2 separate regions of the Homo sapiens genome follow, and region 2 is linked to region 1. A link is an interaction called in ENCODE POLR2A ChIA-PET data of the cell type or tissue named here. Cell type or tissue: CD4-positive, alpha-beta T cell. All regions are shown on one strand. Each heading gives the region's core, and the rest is flanking DNA. Links, peaks and the distances in the headings are about the cores only. Region 1 overlaps RNF10 (ring finger protein 10). Region 2 overlaps KDM2B (lysine demethylase 2B).

Region 1 (11,210 bases), core at 1,929-9,928:
GTAATCCCAGCTACTTGGGAGGCTGAGGCAGGAGAATCGCTTGAACCCAGGAGGCAGAGGTCGCAGTGAGCCAAGATCATGCCACTGCATTCCAGCTTGGGCAACAAAAGCGAAACTCTGTCTCAAAAAAAAAAAAAACAAAAAAAACCACACACAGAAAAAGAAAAGCTCAAACCAACCAGTAAAACCAACAATAAAGAATAAAGAAATGGTGGACCAGCGCAGTGGCTCACACCTATAATCCCAGTACTTTGAGAGGCCAAGACAGGAAGATTGCTTGAGTTTAGAAGTTTAAGACCAAGCCAGCTGGGTGTGGTGGCTCACGTTCAGCACTTTGGGAGGCTGAGGCAGGTGGATCACCTGAAGTTAGGAGTTCGAAACCAGCCTGGCCAACATAGAGATACCCTGTTTCTATTAAAAATACAAAAAATTAGCTGGGCGTGGTGACGGGCGCCTATAATCCCAGCTACTAGGGAGGCTGGAGTAAGAAAATCGCTTGAACCCAGGAGGCAGAGGTTTCAGTGAGCCAAGATCGCACCATTGCACTCCAGCCTGGGCAACAAGTGCAAAACTCTGCCTCAAAAAATAAAATTAAAAAAAAATAACACCAGGCGGAGTACGGTGGCTCACACCTGTAATCCCAGCACTTTGGGAGGCTGAGGTAGGCGGATCACAAGATCAAGAGATTGAGACCATGCTGGCCAACATGGTGAAACCCCGTCTCTACTAAAAATACAAAAACTAGCCAGGTGTGGTGGTGCGTGCCTGTAATCTCAGCTACTCAGGACGCTGAGGCAGGAGAATCTCTTGAACCTGGGAGGCGGAGATTGCAGTGAGCCGGGATTGCACCACTGCATTCCAGCCTGGCAACAGAGTGAGACTCCATCTCAAAACAAAAACAAAAACAAAAAAAGCACAACACACACACACAAAAAAAACAAAAATTAGCCGGGCGTGGTGGCAGGTGCCTGAAATGCCAGCTACTCAGGAAGCTGAGGAAGGAAAATCGTTTGAACCGAGGAGGTGGAGGTTGCAGTGAGCCGAGATCACACCATTGCACTCCAGCCTGGGAAACACAGCAAGACTCCGTCTCAAAAAAAAAAAAAAAAAAAAAAAGAGTAGTTCAAGACCAGCCTATCAACATAGCAAGACCTCATCTCTGCTAAAAATAAAAATAAAAAATTAACTATACCTGCATGCCCAGTTAATTTTTTAAAATAAAAAAAATAATTTAAAATTAAAAGTTAATTTAATTAATTAAATTAATTTTAATTATTTTAATGAATTTAATTAATTAAAAGTAATTATTGCCACTGCACTCCAGCCCAGGCGACAAAGTGAGATTCCATCTCAAATAAAGGGTTAATGACATGATGGTATGTTCATTAACGAAAATTCTGTGGACACTAAAAGTGGTTTTCTTGGCCGGTCACAGTGGCTCACGCCTGTAATCCCAGCACTTTGGGAGGTAAGGCGGGCAGATCACTTGAGCTCGGGAGTTCGAGACTAGCCTGCCAACATGGTGAAACCCCGTCTCTACTAAAAATACAAAAAAAATCAGCCAGGCATGGTGGCGGGCGCCTGTAGTCCCAGCTACTCGGGAGGCTGAGGCACGAGAATCGCTCAAACCCGGGAGGCAGAGGTTGCAGTGAGCCAAGATCATGCCACTGCACTCCAGCCTGGGTGACAGAGCCAGACTCTGTCTCAAAAAAAAATATATATATACATATTATATTATATATCTATAAATAAAATAAAAATAAAATTTATCAGTCTTTTACAGCATCTATCATTTCAGCCTGGTTCAAAAATCCACCCATATCTGAGGATTTTTTTTTAATTAATACACATTTTTAATGTTTTAAGTTGCTAAACATTTAAACAGTCAAAATCACTAGGAAAAAAATATTACACACACACATTTACCACCCAAATGAGAACACACAATCCTTCAGACAGATGCACATCTGAGGATTTATAAAGAAATTGTCCTATATTTTCTTTTAAATAAAAAGGTTAAAACTTTTGGATTTTTTACATTTACTTCTTCAATCTATCTGGAATTAATTTCATGAATGGTATGAAATAGGAATCTAATTTTATTTTTTCCTTAGGGAGAATCAATTGTTTCAATACCATTTATTGAGAAATCTATCTTTTCCCCAGAGACTGAAATGCTATTTTAATCAAATGCTCATTTCTGCATGAAACACAGGGAATACATCTCTGGCATTCATTGTGAGCACTTATCACACTCTTTATCCTAATGGCCAGTCTACCAGTCTGTCTCTTCTATCGGACTACTGAGTTTCTTGACGACAGGCACCAAGACTGGCTGACCACAGAACCTCTAAGATTGGGCACAGTGAAAGACACTATGTAATAAAACCTTGTAAAATGAAAAATTAGGATGTATAGATTAAACAAACTTGAAACCAATAATTAATCTACTCTCTACAAACCCCACCCTAACCTACTGGAATCCTATGACTAATATGAACATGCCAGATGTGCCCTGCCCAAAGGCTTCACTTTCTGATGCTTAGATATATTCAATCACCTTAAAGAATGTACCCAGGATTATTTGTCCCCAAAATTTAAAGAACTCACCTCCTAGATGAATGGGATGGTCTACATTCATCCATTTGGATTTGGGCAAAGCCACCAACACCCCTTTCTCCCTCTTCATCAGCTGCATCGTAATGGTATCACCAACAACATACTGATGTGACTCTGTGGCAACAACACTGAAACATGGACACTCATATGTAGCAGGGCAAGGAGTGAAGAGATTGGGATCTAACTGAGTAAATGTCTCAATCTCACCTCTTGAGATCCTTCTTATGCACAGAACTGTAACAGATGGGACATTTACTCCACGTCTTCTCACTCAGTGAAAGATAGTGCAGGATGCATGCCCAGCAGAAGATGTGTCCACAACGGGTTATCTTGGCTGCAGTAGGTGGATAGAGGCATATTGGGCAAGATGGCACTTCATGGCTACAAATGCGCTGAAACAAAATGCCACCAGAAGGTTCACTGCTTGAAGAACTGATTAGGGACTGTCAAAGTTTTAGGCCTCTCTACTCTCTCATCCGCATCTCTCTCATCTCTATCCCCGTACATCCTTATACTCAACATATCTTTCTAAAATTGTTTACAACGTAGGTACATGTATGATCATTTTTTTCTTTTTTTTTTTTTTTTGAGACGGTCCATCTCCTTGGTTCACGCCATTCTCCTGCCTCAGCCTCTGGAGTAGCTGGGACTACAGGCGCCTGCCACCACGCTCAGCTAATTTTTTAGTAGAGACGGGGTTTCACTGTGTTAGCCAGGATGGTCTTGATCTCCTGACCTTGTGATCCGCCCGCCTCGGCCTCCCAAAGTCCTGGAATTACCGGCGTGAGCCACCGCGCCTGGCTTTGTATGATAGCTCTTTAAGCAAAGCATCAAGGAAACCATAATAACCGTTAAATATAATAAAACTAATACACAACAGGTATGTTGGGGGTTCTACATTAAATAGAAAAAAGTGACAAATCACTATATTCCCATTTATAAAAAAACTTAATATGTATGCATAAAGGCCTAAAAAGGGTCTAGAAGTAATCTACCAGTAACTTCCAACAAAGAACGCATTAAAAAGACTTCATTTTTTTTTAATAAAACTTAAGTTTTTATGCTATGTCATTCTCAGATGATTTTATACATTTTCACAGTAGTGAGAGTTCAAGCTTTTTTTTTTTTTTTTTTTTTTTTTTTGAGACGGAGTCTCACTCTGTCACCCAGGCTGGAGTGCAGTGGCGCCATCTCGGCTCACTGCAAGCTCCATCTCCCGGGTTCACGCCATTCTCCTGCCTCAGCCTCCCAAGTAGCTGTGACTACAGGTACCCGCCACTGCGCCGGGCTAATTTTTTTTTTTAGTAGAGACGGGGTTTCACCGTGTTAGCCAGGATGGTCTCGATCTCCTGACCCCGTGATCCGCCCGCCTCAGCCTCCCAAAGTGCTGGGATTATAGGCGTGAGCCACCGCGCCCGGCGAGAGTTCAAGCTTTAAGGTCAAAAGCCCCTGCTCATAAAGAAAAAGTGCCCATCATTTTGAAATTATTATTCTTCAACAGATACCCTACTAGGACCAACAAGGGGATACCTAGAGTTTATAACTTCAGTAGAAAACACATCAGTGGCTTTGAAAGTGCAACTGAAGCTGGGCGTGGTGGCTCACGCCTGTAATCCCAACACTTTGGGAGGCCGAGACAGGTTGATCACTTGAAGCTGGGAGTTTGAGACAAGCCTGGACAACACGGTGGAACCCCGTCTCTAATGAAAATACAAAAATTAGCCAGGCATAGTGGTGCACGCCTGTAATCCCAGCTACTCAGGAGGCTGAGGCATGAGAATTGCTTGAACCCAAGAGGTGGAGGTTACAGTGAGCCAACATCGCGCCACTGCACTCCAGCTGGGGCGACAGAGCAAGACTGTCTCAAAAAAAAAAAGAGGCCAGGTACGATGGCTCATGCCTGTAATCCCACCACTTTGGGAGGCCAAGTCGGGAGGATCACCTGAGGTCAGGAATTCAAGACCAGCCTGACCAACATGGAGAAACCCCATCTCTACTAAAAAAAAATACAAAAAAAAATTAGCTGGGAGTGGTGGTGCGTGCCTGTAGTCCCAGTTACTCGGGAGGCTGAGGCAGGAGAATCGCTTGAACCTGGCAGGCAGAGGTTGCAGTGAGCCAAGATTGCACCACTGTACTCCAGCCTGGGCAACAAGAGCGAAACTCCGTCTCAAAAAAAAAAAAAAGTACAACTGGGCCAGATAGAGTGGCTCACGCCTGTAACCCCAACACTTTGGGAGGCCAAGGTGGGTGGATCACTTGCAGTCAGGAGTTCAAAAACAGCCTGGCCAACAAGGTGAAACCCCGTCTCTACTAAAAATACAAAAATTAGCCAGGCGTGGTGGCGGGTGCCTGTAATCCCAGCTACTCAGGAGGCTGAGGCATGAGAATTGCTTGAACCCTGGAGGCAGAGGTTGCAGTGAGCCAAGATCACACCACTGTACTCCAGCCTGGGCAACAGAGTGAGACTCTTTCTCAAAAAAGAAAAGTACAACTGTGTGGCTCATTCATGTGCCTCCCTGCCACAAGGCTGAGGCCTACTTTGATAGTGATTGCTACGAATGGCTGCCAATGAAGCAATGGCCCTGTAATGAGCCCAACCCAGATCAGGAGGGTAAGGGGTTACTACTTCCCAGCTTACACATCTTCAGATCAGAGCCTTTCATACACCATCCCTACAGGCCAGAGCCAATTAGTCACAAAATGGACTCCAGGAAGAACCAGGAACTGACCTCTGGGAAACATCTATAGAAAGGCCAGGCAGAAAAGGGTATCAAGCAGTGCACACAGCCAACAGCTGCTGCGTCACCACAGTGCCTTTATTTAGTGCTCCCATTCATAGCTTATGGGCTTGGCTGAGCTACTCACCACTTGTTCCACAAAGTCCCAGTTAACTAATGTATCAGGATCAGCAAAATGAGCTGTGTAGTCTTGGTCTTCAGACACCACAAATTGGCAGCTAGAAATAGGAAAGACAGGAAAAAGCTAGACTGTCAGGATCTACCAATAAACCCTCAGCAGAAATTGTCATCTATTCACTTAGAAATCAAATGCAGGCCATTAGCAGCCCTGGTTCATGAGGCACTGCACTAGGACCTCAGCCTCAGTTCTGAGCTCCAGCTCTGGAAAGAACCCAAAGACTCAGCAGGCAGAAGTCTAAATCCATGAACTGTTTTCTTCTGCTTCAAGTCCAGCCAAATTCCCCAAAGGCATCCCTTGAACTAAAATTAACCTAGACCGTGACTCCATCAAACAGCAGTAAGCCAGATTTCCTCTCTCACCCCTTAGAACCCCAGAAAATGGCTAGTCTTCAAGGCAGTTGAAAAGACTGTTCTCGGCCAGGCACAGTGGCTCACACTTGTAATCCCAGCACTTGGGGAGGCCAAGGTGGGTGGATCACTTGAGGTCAGGAGTTAGAGACCAGCCTGGCCAACAGGGTGAAACCCCATCTCTACTAAAAATAGAAAAATTAGGCCAGGCATGGTGGCTCACACCTGTAATCCCAGCACTTTGGGAGGCCGAGGCAGGTGAATCACGAGGTCAGGAGATCAAGACCATCCTGGCTAACACGGTGAAACCCCGTTCTACTAAAAATACAAAAAAAATTAGCCGGGCATGGTGACACGCGCCTGTAGTCCCAGCTACTTAGGAGGCTAAGGCAGGAGAATCACTTGAACCTGAGAGGCAGAAGCTGCAGGGAGCCGAGATCACGCCACTACACTCCAGCCTGGGCGACAGAGGGAGACTCTGTCACCAAAAAAAAAAAAAAAACAGAAGACTGTCATTAGTATTTGAAACCAGTTCATCAGTTCATATAAAGTACAAAACGGTTACTTCAGTCTAGATCCAAAGTCAAATCTTCAATTATGACTAGGGCCACACAAAAGGAAACAAAAGGGGATCATATTTGAGCAAATGTATGCCAAGCACTTCAACTTGTCATTCAATTGTCTCTTAAGAAATTTTCTCTTCCTGGTTGGGTGCCGTGGCTCACGCCTGTAATCCCAGCACTTTGGGAGGCCGAGGCGGGTGGATCATGAAGTCAGGAGATCAAGACCATCCTGGCTAATACGGTGCAACACCATCTCTACTAAAAATACAAAAACAAAATTAGCCAGGGGGTGGGCGCCTGTAGTCCCAGCTACTCGGGAGGCTGAGGCAGGAGAATGGCATGAAGCTCCGGGAGGTGGAGCTTGCAGCGAGCTGAGATCGTGCCACTGCACTCCAGCCTGGGTGACAGAGCAAGACTTTGTCTCAAAAAAAAAAAAAAAAAAAGAATTCCTCTTCCTGGCTGGGCATGGTGGCTCATGCTTGTAATCCCAGCACTTTGGGAGGCCGAGGCAGGTGGATCACGAGGTCAGGAGTTTGAGACCAGCCTGGCCAATATGGTGAAACCCCGTCTCTATCAAAAATAAAAATAAAAAAATTAGACGGGGGTGGTGGTATGCACCTGTAGTCCCAGCTATTCGGGAGGCTGAGGCAAAAAAATCACTTAAACCCGGGAGGCAGAGGTTGCAGTGAGCCGAGATCACGCCACCGCACTCTAGCCTGGGTGGCAGAGCGAGACTACATCTCAAAAAAAAAAAAAAAAAAAAAAAAAAAAAAAAAAAAAAAAAAAAAAAAAAAAAAAAAAAAAAACCTTTCCTCTTCCTTATAAAGGAGAGGCTAAATCTCAAAGCTGTTAAGTTACTTAAGGTCAAAGGCCGAAACAAGATTCAAATCTAGGTCCAATTCCAAACATGTTTTCTACCTTATCATGATACTAAGTTATTTAAGCATTATATTAAGTACCAAAAACATCCACCTGGAAAGTGGGTAAAAGAAAGGAAGGGCGGGGCAGTGGTGAACAGAAAAAGAACGAGACCAATTCCCTTTCTGCTTCTTTCCCACAATAGCTTAAAAAAAGCCTCTCACAGAGGCACCACAGCTATCCGGAGAGTCCTACTTTCCCTTTCCTCTGAGGGGTAGCAATACTCACTTGGCCTGTAAAAAGAGTTCCTTGTTAAAAGGCTTATGTCCCCACTTGTTCCTCTTTCCCCAGCTACCATGTCCACTGCCTTCAAAGTGACCCGTCTGGCCACGGGGTTCAAAAGTGAAATTCAACAAGTGGTTCAGGTTGATCTTCTTAGGACCAGAGAACTGGGCAGGGCTAAACTCTGCCCGTTGAGCCTCTGCTACCTAGAGAGAATGAGAATGAATCAGTATTTCAGATTAGGATGACACTGATTTATAGCAGAAACCCAAAAAAAACCCTCCTTTTACACAGCTTTTTTTTTTGAGACGGAGTCTTACTCTGTCATCCAGGCTGGAGTGCAATGGCACGATCTTGGCTCACTGCAACCTCTGCCTCCCAGGTTCAAGTGACTCTCCTGCCTCAGCCTCCTGAGTAGCTGGGATTACAGGCGTGTGGGATTAAACCACACCCAGCTGATTTTTGTATTTTTAGTAGAGACAGGGTTTCGCCATGTTGACCATGCTGGTCTCCAACTCTTGACCTCAGGTGATCCACTCACCTCAGCCTCCCAAAGTGCTGGGATTACAGGCATGAGCCACCTCGCCCGGCCAGGAAGAGGAATTTTTTTTTTTTTTTTTTGAGACAGAGTCTCACTCTGTCACCCAGGCTGGAGTGCAGTGGCGCGACCTCAGCTCAAAAAAAAAAAAAAGTATGTAGCATTTCCTCTTATGCAGTCTTCCTCCTAAGATGTGCCTGCTTCCCGTTCTCCCGCTGTAAGTTCCCTGAGGGCTCCCCAGCCATGTTTCCTGTACAGCCTGCAGAACTGTGAGTCAATTAAGCCACTCTTTTTCATAAATTACCCAGTCTCAGGTAGTTCTTAATAGCAATGAGAGAATGGAGTAATACAGTCTTTAAAAATAAATACAAAGCTAGGCAACGGTAATGCACACCTGCACTCTCAGCCACTCAGGAGGCTGAAGAGGGGCACTTGAGCCCAGGAATTCAAGGTTGCAGTGCACTATGATACACCTGCAAATAGCCACTGCACTCCAGCCTGGGCAACAGGGTGAGATTCTGTGTCTAAAAAATAAAATCTAAAATTTAAAAATAAAATCAGGATGGGTGACCAGGAATAGTAGCTCATGCCTGTAATCCCAGCTCTTTGGGAGGCTGAGGTAGGCGGATCACCTGAGGTCAGGAGTTCAAGACCAGCCTGGGCAATATGGTGAAACCCCATCTCTACTGAAAATAAAAAAAAAAACTAGCCGGGTGCAGTGGCAGGTGCCTGAAATACCAGCTACTCGGGAGGCTGAGGCAGGAGAATCGCTTGAACCCGAGAGGCAGAGGTTGCAGTGAGCCAAGATCACACCATTGCACTCCAGCCTGGCATCAAGAGCAAAACTCCATTTCAAAAAAAAAAAAAAAAAAAAAACACTAGGATGGGCGCAGTGGCTCACATCTATAATCCCAGTGCTTTAGGAGGCCAAGGAGGGAGGATCATTTGAGGCCAGGAGTTTGAGACCAGTCTAGACAACACAGGGATCCCATGTCTCTACAAAAAATTTAAAAATTAGCCAGGCTTAGTGATGCATGCCTGTGGTCCCATCTACTTGGAAGGCTGAGGTGGGAGGATAATTTGAGCCCAGTAGGTCAAGGCTGCAGTGGGCCACAATCATGCCACTGCACTCCAGCCTGGGCGACACCACAAGACCCTGTCTCAAAAATAATAAATTAAAAATAATTAAATACAACTGGTGGTATACCATCCAGTCAGATAACTTCCTTTTTTATATTAACAACCAAGCTTAAAAATAACGCCGCATTCTGGGCCGGGTGTGGTGGCTCATGCCTGTAATCCCAGCACTTTGGGAGGCTGAGGCGGGCGGATCACGAGGTCAGGAGATCGAGACCACCCTGGCTAACACAGTGAAACCCTGTCTCTACTAAAAATACAAAAAATTAGCTGGGCATGGTGGCGGGCACCTATAGTCCCAGCTACTCGGGAGGCTGAGGCAGGAGAATGCCGTGAATCCAGGAGGCAGAGCTGGCAGTGAGCCGAGATCACGCCACTGCACTCTAGCCTGGACGACAGAGCGAGACTTCGTCCAAAAAAAAAAAAGCAAACAAAAAACAAAAAAACGCCACATTCTCCACATTCTGTTTGCTTGTGCAACACAGGAAGCCCAAGACTTCCAGGTCATCCCTTATTTTTCATCTCCACATGGCTCTGATCTCTTTAATCAAACGGTCTTCCACCCTTAATGCCCCAAACTTAGATCTAAGAGCTTGTGCTCAGTCAACAAAATCCTCCACATTCTCAACCTTTTATCATCTTCAGCTTGTCCTAGCTGGCCCACTGTCACTTTCTCTGACGCCACTCATACTTCCTGATTATCCTCGCAATACCCTGAACTCCAGGTCCTTGACCTCCTCTCTTCCAATTAGCTTGCCCCTCCCATCTCAGCCAACCACACCTACAGGTTTCCGTTCTACAGCTGTAATGTCCAACACAGCAGCCAGTAGCTACATGTAGCTACTAAGCACTTGAAATGTGGCTGTACCACGTGGTAAACTTTTAGATTTTAGATATATTGAATTTAATATATTAAACATATTAAAATGGACTTTTTACTTCTCTAGCGCAGGCAGCTAGAAAATGTATGATTACACACATGGCTTGATCTATTAGACAGGAGTGTTCTATAGTCTAGACCAACAACCACAACCTCTTCCACTATCTTAACTTTGAGCATTCTGTTGTCCAGACCGGAATACACTCCTTCCCCAGGTTTAGTCCTGACTCCAACAATTCTTTACCCCCACTAGGACCTCCAAATCAATGATCCAACCCCTCAGATTTGGCTTAGATCCTGTGGTCCACTGCCCACTTCCTTTTTTAAATTTTTATTTATTATTTATTTATTCACTTATTTATTTGGAGATGGAGTCTTGCTCTGTCGCCCAAGCTGGAGTGCAGTGGTGCGATCTCAGGTCACTGCACCTTTCACCTTCTGGGTTCAAGCAATTCTCCTGCCTCAGCCTCCCAAGTAACTGGAATTACAGGCACCTGCCATCACGCCCGGTTAATTTTTGTATTTTTAGTAGAGACAGAGTTTTGCCACATTAGCCAGGCCCGTCTCAAACTCCTGGCCTCAGGAGATCCACCCTCCTTGGCCTCCCAAAGTGCTGGGATTACAGCTGTGAGCCACTGCGCCCGGCCCCATCACCCACTTCTTCATATATCTGCTGTATTCACCTGGCAAAACCTTCCCCTGATTAATTCAACTCTTTTCCTATTCCACATCAGCCCTGCAGCAGACAAACAGGGCTAACAAATACAACCACAGCAACCAGCCTCACCACAGTAGACCCTCATGTGCCTGGAAGTACTACAATCCTAGTACGCTTCTGCAGTCCATTCATTCCCTCACTTTCCCAGACAACTCCTTCACTCCTCAGGCTTCCAAATCTCCTCTTGGCTCACCTTAGATATTCCACTGAGAAAATTAGAACAATCAGAAAAGAATTCCAACTACCTCCGAACCCACCTCCATCACCAGGCCTTCCTTTTGTTACTGGGGATGAACTGGTAGAGTTCCTATCTAAGACAACTGCTCCACTTCTCACTAGATCTCAAGGA
Region 2 (8,000 bases), core at 1-8,000, 900 kb before region 1:
CCTCTTTGGGGTTCACAGCAGGTTGAGCAGGGTAGAGGCCCAGAGCTCCAGTGCTTCCTGAGGGGCCACTCGGGCTGATGGGGGCCTGGAAGCTCCTTGAATGCTGTGGGAAGGTGAATCGGAGGGAGGGGTCTGCTTAGGTGTTGACAGCAAAGTGGGTGGCACGTGAGGCTGCGGGCTTTCTACAGGGACCACTGCACTGGAGAAGAAAGTTGATGGTGGCGAGGCTGTATTTGAGGAGAAAGGGGGGCTGTTTTTCTTCCTATGCAGTTGGAAGTTTCTAGGAAGCCCCTAGGGTGCAGGGAGTTGTGTGTGTTGTGAGAGGGGGTCCCTGTGATGTGGACCTTCTTCTCCATTGGAGTGTATGAATAGTAACAGCTCTTCTGGGTCTGTGTGCTCCCAAAAGTATGGGGTTTTGTTTGGGGATTCAAGTATGACAAGTCACTGAAATGAAGAGGGTGGGACTCTGGACCAAAGGGTGTTCAGTTAGCTGAAAAGGGGCTTTAGGCGTTAGATGCCGTTAGGTCAGCTGGTTTCCAGGGTGACCACGTGTCTCCCTGACAGGGACTTCACCATTTCTCAGCCACCCCAGGCTCTCCAGAAAGATGCCACAGACAAGAAAAGCTCTCCCATCCTGGTCCCTCCCACTACAGGTCCCAGGTGGACAGGGGACCTCTGTGGACAGTGTCCTCAGCAGCTAGCTTAGGGCTCCCCCGTAGATCATGGGTCTGCAGGAGGCTCTGGGGCTGGGAACCAGAGGGCAGGGGCTGTGGCTGTCCCATTTTCCTGGCTTAGCTACTAGCCCAGCTCTCTGTCCACCTACTGTCTCTCTCTTCTGTGAGTCCCAGGGAAGGGAGCATTTGGAGCCCATCTAGGGAAGATCTGAGTAGTCAGGGACCTAAAGGTTACTATCCCATCCTCCCTGGGGTGGCTCTGGTTTGTTGAGTGCATTCTGCATGCCAGGCTGGCTCGTAGAGAGGTGCAGTGGTGCACAAGACACCTGTGGTGAGTGCCCTCCTGTGCCCCGTCTCAAAGGGAAGGAACAGATGATTACCATCATGAGCGCTCTAACAGGATCTCCCAGAGGGGCCCTGAACCCAGTGCAGGTGGGCAGTAGGGGCTTCCAGAAGAAAGCAGCCTGTAAACTGACCAGACGGAATGAGTGGGCATCAGCCAAGTGGCTTGGGCGGGGGTGGGGTTGGCCTTCCGGGCTGGGGGAACAGAGACCGATTGTGTGGCCCCTTGCGGTCTTTCTTGGGGAGCAGACGGAGGTGGGAAAGGTGGGCAGGGTCCGAGCCTGTGGGTGCAGCCATGGAAGGTCTCGAGCTGTGTGCTGCGGCAAGAAGCACGCGCCCTCTGTCGTCCTCTCCTAGGGCTGCCATAACGGGTGGCTTAAAACAACCGGCCTTTCTTCTCTCCCGGTTCTGGAGGCCAGGAGTCTGAAGTCAAGGTGTGGGCTGGCGGGCCGGGCTGGCTCTGCGGGCTCTAGGGGAGGGTCCTTCCCCGCGCCTCCAGCTCCTGGTATGTGCTGCCATCCTTGGCACTTCTTGGCTTGTAGACAGGGCTCCAGTCTGTGGAAGGCCTGTGTCTTCACACACGTTCTCTACGTGCGTGTCTGTCTCTGTGTCCAAAAGTTCCCCTTTCGTAAGGACACCAGTCATACTGGATTAGCGTTCACCTGAATTACCTCGTTTAACCTGACGGTCTCTGCAAAGCCCCCATCTCCAAATAAAGATCACACTCTGAGGAATGGGGTTTAGAGCCCCCATCGTGTCTTTCTGGGGGTACACAGTTTGCTCCCTAACACCCTTTCCGGGGGTCTGGCCGTGCCTGCAGTCTCCCCATCTGACCAGTCGTGTCTGTTCCCCTGCAGAACCGGGCTGTGGGTCGGCCCAAGGGGAAGCTGGGCCCGGCCTCCGCGGTGAAGTTGGCCGCCAACCGGACAACGGCAGGAGCTCGGCGGCGCCGGACGCGATGCCGCAAGTGCGAGGCCTGCCTGCGGACCGAGTGCGGAGAGTGCCACTTCTGCAAGGACATGAAGAAGTTCGGGGGCCCCGGGCGCATGAAGCAGAGCTGCATCATGCGGCAGTGCATCGCGGTGAGTGCGGCCCCCGCCCAGCCCTGCGCTCGATTCAGGCCCCTGCGTGCCGGCCCGCGTGTCTGACCGCTGCTCGCTCTGGCCGCCCCTCCGCACACAGAGAAGCCGGGGCTGTGGACTCCCCGAGAGCTCTTCCTGTGGACGGGAAGGCGCTGGCCGCTTCGCAGGCTCAGGCCTCCTGCTCCTTCCCTCCCAGGGTGCTCAGGTACTTTGAAGTTGCTGCCATTAAAGATGACAGGCAGCCTGTCCTGTCTGTGACCCCGTTGCCAACATTACGGTTCTGGGTGACGGTTCTGGGCCCTTCCTTCCTTCCTTCCGGCCCTGCCTTCAGAGTCAGAAGTCTGGGTGGAAGGTCAGCGCCCCATCTCAGGGGGCTGCCCCCAACAAGGAGTGATTTATGGTACTGAGGAGCCGCGCCCGGGAGAGCCTGGCCCGCCCCTCCACACCGCCTGGCCTCAGCTCCGGCAGTGGCCCCGCGCCGCTGGTCTCGTCCCCAGACAGGGCAGTGGACATGGACTTCGCAACGGGGCGAGGTCGCGGGGTTTGCCCTTGAATTCCCTTGTACACACCCACATGCTCTGCCTTCCTCAGGGCGCTGCTCCCCGGGGGCCGGCGGTCCTCCCTGTGGAGGAGTCATCTCCCAGTCCCCGTGGAAAAGCAGGCTCGGCTGGAGGGACGGGATTCCTCGGCCCTGGTGCGCTCATCTGCAGGCCCAGCCTGGCATAGGGTGAGCCCTTCCTCCTTGGCTGTCGATGCCCCGCAGGCCCAGACACCTCAGCCATCTCCTTCCACGCATATTTCTTGTGTTTTGTTTTTTGAAATTGTGGTAAAAAAAATACATTAATCATTTTTAAGTATGCAGTACAGTAGTATTACCATATGCACGTTTTTGGGAAGCTGATCCCTAGAACTTTTTCATTTTGCAAAACTGAAACTCCATACCCACTGAAGCTCTACTCCCCTTTCCCCTCCCTCAGCCCGGGCAACCACCATTCCACTTTCAGTTTCTAAGAGCTTGACTCCTCTCGGGACCTCATAGAAGTGGAATTATGCAGTAATTGGCTTTCTGTGATTGGATTGGCTTGTTTATAGCCCTGAGCATAAAGTCCTCAGGGTTCATCCATGTTGAAGCATATGACAATTTCCTTTTTTTTTATGGCCGATTAATACTGAAAGTGTATTTGTACCAAATTTTCTTTTTTTTTTCTGAGATGGAGTCTTGCTCTGTTGCCCAGGCTGGAGTGCAGCAGTGGAATCTTGGCTTACAACAACCCCTGCCTCCTGGGTTCAAGCGATTCTCCTGCCTCAGTCTCCTGAGTAGCTGGGATTACAGGCACCTGCCACCACATCTGGCTAATTTTTATATTTTTAGTACAGACGGGGCTTCATCATGTTGGCCAGGCTGGTCTCGAACTCCTGACCTCAAGTGATCTACCCACCTCGGCCTCCAAGAGTGCTGGGATTACAGGCGTGAGCCACCACGCCTGGCTCAACTTTTCTTTATCCATTCATCTGTTGATGGACATATGGATTGCTTTCACCTCTTGCCTGTTGTGAATAGTGCTGCAGTGAATATGGGTGTGCAGATATCTCTTTGAGATCATGTTTTGAATTCTTCTGGATATACAATTGACCCTTGAACAACACAAGGGTTGGGGCACCATCTGACCTCTGTGCAGTTGAAAATCTGCATGTAACTTTTGACTCCCCTAAAACTTAACTACTGTTAGCCCTATTGTTGACCAGAAGCCTTACCAGTAACAAAAACAGTCCATTAACACATATCTTATATGTATTATATACTGTATTCTCACAATAAAATAAGCTAGAGAAAAGAAAATATTAAGAAGATCATAAGGAAAATATATTTATCATTCATTAAGTGGAAGTGGATCATCATAAAGGTCTTCATGCTCATCATCTTCACATTGTGTAGGCAGAGGAGGAGGGGTTGGTCTTGCTGTCTCAGAGGTGGCAGAGGCAGAAGAGATGGAGGAGGTAGAAGGGGGGGGCAGGAGACGCAGGCACACTCAGTATAACTTTTGTTGAAAAAAAATCGGCATATAAGCGGACCCACACAGTTCAATCCTGTGCTGTGTAAGGGTCAACTCCATGCCCAGAAGTGGGCTTGCTGGGTCATATGACGATTCTATTTTTAACTTTTTGAGGAACCTCTGTACTGTTGGCCACCGCGGCCATCCCGTTTTACATTCCCACCACGGGTGCATGAAAGTTCCTGTTTCTTCCTCTTTTTTTTTTTTGATGGAGTCTTGCTCTGTCACCCAGGCTGGAGTGCAGTGGCACGATCTCGGCTCACTGCAAGCTCCACCTCCTGGGTTCATGCCATTTTTCCTGCCTCAGCCTCCAGAGTAGCTGGGACTACCAGTGCCCGCCACCACGCCTGGCTAATTTTTTTGCATTTTTAGTAGAGACGGGGTTTCACCATGTTGGCTAGGATGGTCTGGATCTCCTGACCTCGTGATCCACCCGCCTCGGCCTCCCAAAGTGCTGGGATTACAGGCGTGAGCCACCGCACCCGATGAAGGTTCCTGTTTCTCTGTGTCCCCACCAACATCTGTTATGTTATGGGCTTTCAGTTTGTTTTTAGTGGCCATCCTAATTTGTATGAGGTGACGTCTCACTGTAGTTTTGATTTACTTTTCCCTAATTCTTAGTGATGTTGAGCATCTTCTCAAGTGCTTATTGGCTGTTTGTCTGTCTTCTTTGGAGAAATGTCTGAGTCCTTAGCCCGTTTTTAAACTGATTTACTTTTTTCTTTTCTTTTTTTTCTTTCTTTTTTTTTTTTGAGACAGAGTCTCATTCTTTTGCCCAGGCTGGAGTGCAGTGGCGCAGTCTCGGCTCACTGCAACTTCTGCCTCCTGGGTTCAAGAAATTATCCTACCTCAGCCTCCCAAGTAGCTGGAGTTACAGGCACATACCTCCACACCCAGCTAATTTTTGTATTTTTGGTAGAGGCAGGGTTTCACTCTATTGTCTAGGCTGGTCTCAAACCCCTGACCTCAGGTGATCACCCTCCCGCCTTGGCCTCCCAAAGTGCTGGGATTACAGTGCATCTGGCCTAGATCGGCTTTCTTTTGGGGGTTTTTGTTGCTGAGTTAGAGGAGTTCTAGATATGTTTTGGATATTAACCCTTATCAGGTCTCTGGTTAGCAAGGATTTTCTTCCATCCTGTAGATTGCCTTTTCACTCTGTCAGTTCTTTCTTTTGCTGCAGAAGTTCAGTTCCACTGCTTGTGCTTTTAATTGGTACCCGAACCCCAGGACATTTCCATGGATTTCGGGGAATTTGTGAGCCATCCTGAAATTAAATGCATTTTTGTCTATGTGCATGCATGGATGTGCATTTTTTGGAGACTGGGTCCATGTGACCCATTGGATCCTATAGAATTTAAAAGAGCTTGTCTATAGCAACTGTTGGTTTTTAGAACGGTGTCACCTAAAACCCAATGTGTGCCAGTAATGAACCCGCGACTGTCTTTTTCTCTTTGGCATTATTATCTCCCAGCCCCCGTGTGCTGGGCCCAGTTATAGGAAACCTGTCTCGGGTGCCATCTTATCTTTGCAGCTCTGGTGCCTGGCACAGCGCATGCTGGTTGAAGGAAACCCCATTTTTCTACGTCTCCTACTCTCTTCAGCTTGACGTGGCTTCTGGAACTGATGGCAGATGCAGGCTTGGCCTGACCCTTGGGGTCCTTCTTACTCTTCTCCTAGCCCTTCTGCTCTGCCAGGGCACTTCTCACGTGTTACCCACCTGTGACATACGCAGCCCCACCTATCTTCCTTTTCTGGACCCTCCCTTTGCTCCGTCGCTGGGGCTGCCTCCGTAGCCTCCCCTCTCCACCATGTCCCTGCCAGTGTCATGCCGATGTCATGCTGGTGTCCTGCAGTCTGCCCCCCCACATGCGCCCCAAGCCCCCTGCCAGCCCCTGCAGGAGATTTGCCTCTGGCACCGCCTCCCATCCTGCCACCTGGCTCAGAGCCCGTTCTGCCATCTGCCCCACCCCACCACAGACCCTCTTCTTGCCGTGTGGGCCGTGCTTCACCCTGTGCCCCCCGCTGCAGTCTGGTCCCCAGACGTCCCCTTTGGCCTGGCCTGCTCTGTCCTCATTCACCTTGAGGCCCCGCGGCCTTGCCCACTTGGCTTCTCTCCACCCTGTCCTCCAAGTCCTCCAGAAATCAGCCTCTGCTGCTTCTGAGAACTCTTGAACATGATTTTTCCATGTTTTCTTTGGATTTCAGCGACTTAATGTCTTTGTCTTCCCAAATAGCTCATGGGGAGCAGCCATCTCCCTCGCTCCTGTGGCCCCAGGACCTTGTTTCAGGCCGTGGCAGATGTGTGTTTGGTATTTGTGGAAGGAACGATGACTGCCTTGCCTTCTGTGTCCTGTTTATTAGAATTCAAACATTTGCGCCATTTAATCAAGTCTTTTTCACTTACCAATGGCGTGTATATCCCAGCCTGCTTGAAGCTCCTCTGAGCAGCATAATAAAGGTTGGCTGCGTGCTTCCTCTGTCTGCAGGTGCACTGGGCGGGATGAGGCTGACCTGCCCTGGCCTCAGGGGGCTCACAGCCGGGTGCATCAAGTTCTCACACTTCGTGGTCTCAGGGACCCCTTCATGCTCTTCAAAATTATGAGGACCCTAAAGAGCTTTTCTTTTATGTAGGCTATATATTTATTAATATTGACCGTATTAGAAATTTAAACTGAGTTTGATGTGAGAGGACTTTAGCTAAAAAAAAAAATTAAAACTGATTTTTTTTTTTTTTTTTTTTTTTTTTGAGACAGAGTCTTGCTGTGTCGCTCAGGCTGGAGTGCAGTGGTGTGCTCGTGGCTCACTGCAGCCTCTACCTCCTGGGCTCAAGCAGTCCTCCCACCTCAGTCTCCCGAGCAGCTGGGACTACAGGCATTCACCACTACACTCAACTAATTTTTGTATTTTTTTGTAAAGACAGGGTTTTGCCACGTTGCCCAGGCTAGTCTCAAACTCCTGGGCTCAGGCAATCCGCCTGCCTTGGCCTCCCAAAGTGCTGGGATTGCAGGCATGTGCTATCACTCCTGGCCAAGAAATTTTTTTTTAGATTTTAAATTTATCTTAAAATAACAAGAAAACCCATGACGTGTTAATAGAAATAACATATTTTGGCCGGGCGCGGTGGCTAATGCCTGCAATCACAACACTTTGGGAGGCTAAGGTGGGAGGATCACTCGAGGTCAGGAGTTTGAGACAAGCCTGGCCAACATGGTGAAACCCCATCTCTACTAAAAATACAAAAATTACCCAGCACGCCTGTAGTCCCAGCTACTCGGGAGGCTGAGGTGGGAGAATCGCTTGAACCCAGGAGGCAGACAGAGGTTGCAGTGAGCCGAGATCATGTCACTGCACTCCAGACTGGGCAACAGAGCAAGACACCGTCTCAACAATAAATAAGAAAAAAGAAATAACATATTTTTATGAGAAATAATTACATTTTCCAAAAGAAAAATAAGAAGAATGGCGTTGTTTTATATTTTTGTAAATCTCTGTTATGTCTGATTCATTAGAAAGGACTTGGAATTGCCGGGTGCGGTGGTTTACGCCTGTAATCCTGGCACTTTGGGAGGCCGATGTGGGTGGATCATGAGGTCAGGAGTCCGAGACCAGCCTGACCAACATGGTGAAACCCCGCATCTCTACTACAAATATAAAAAATTAGCTGGGCGTGGTGGCGGGCACCTGTGCTACTCGGGAGGCTGAGGCAGGAGAATCGCTTGAACCCAGGAGGCAGAGGTTGCAGTGAGTCGAGACCGTGCCACTGCACTCCAGCCTGGGTGACAGAGCAAGACTCCATCTCAAAAAATAAAAAAAAAAAAGAGAAGACCTGGAATTTTCATATCTGCTTC

The links. ChIA-PET counts read pairs that join two places held together with the same protein. Peaks named below come from ENCODE experiments on the same cell type or tissue, not always from the same donor. Only the 100,000 strongest peaks of a DNase experiment are listed, where the experiment ranks them.
Region 2: POLR2A ChIA-PET joins it to region 1 with 11 read pairs; 2 of 35 experiments call an interaction of 5 or more read pairs at or near these places.

The regions. Positions count from the first base shown.
Region 1 is chr12:120,549,083-120,560,292 of GRCh38, reverse strand. RNF10 (ring finger protein 10) reads right to left here. Exons shown (of 17, transcript NM_014868.5): 3 at 7,595-7,794; 4 at 5,485-5,575; 5 at 2,827-3,011; 6 at 2,611-2,747. Among named protein-coding and RNA genes, the nearest start is that of RNF10, 20 kb to the right of the region's middle. In CD4-positive, alpha-beta T cell, for the core only: no CTCF peak of the experiment used is centred there; no DNase peak of the experiment used is centred there; H3K27ac peaks cover 295 bases.
Region 2 is chr12:121,447,218-121,455,217 of GRCh38, reverse strand. KDM2B (lysine demethylase 2B) reads left to right here. Exons shown (of 23, transcript NM_032590.5): 13 at 1,874-2,098. Among named protein-coding and RNA genes, the nearest start is that of MIR7107, 6.9 kb to the right of the region's middle. RefSeq lists enhancers at 1,480-2,293, 2,294-3,108, 5,640-6,140, 6,141-6,641. In CD4-positive, alpha-beta T cell, for the core only: no CTCF peak of the experiment used is centred there; DNase peaks (open chromatin) are centred at 2,367 and 4,287.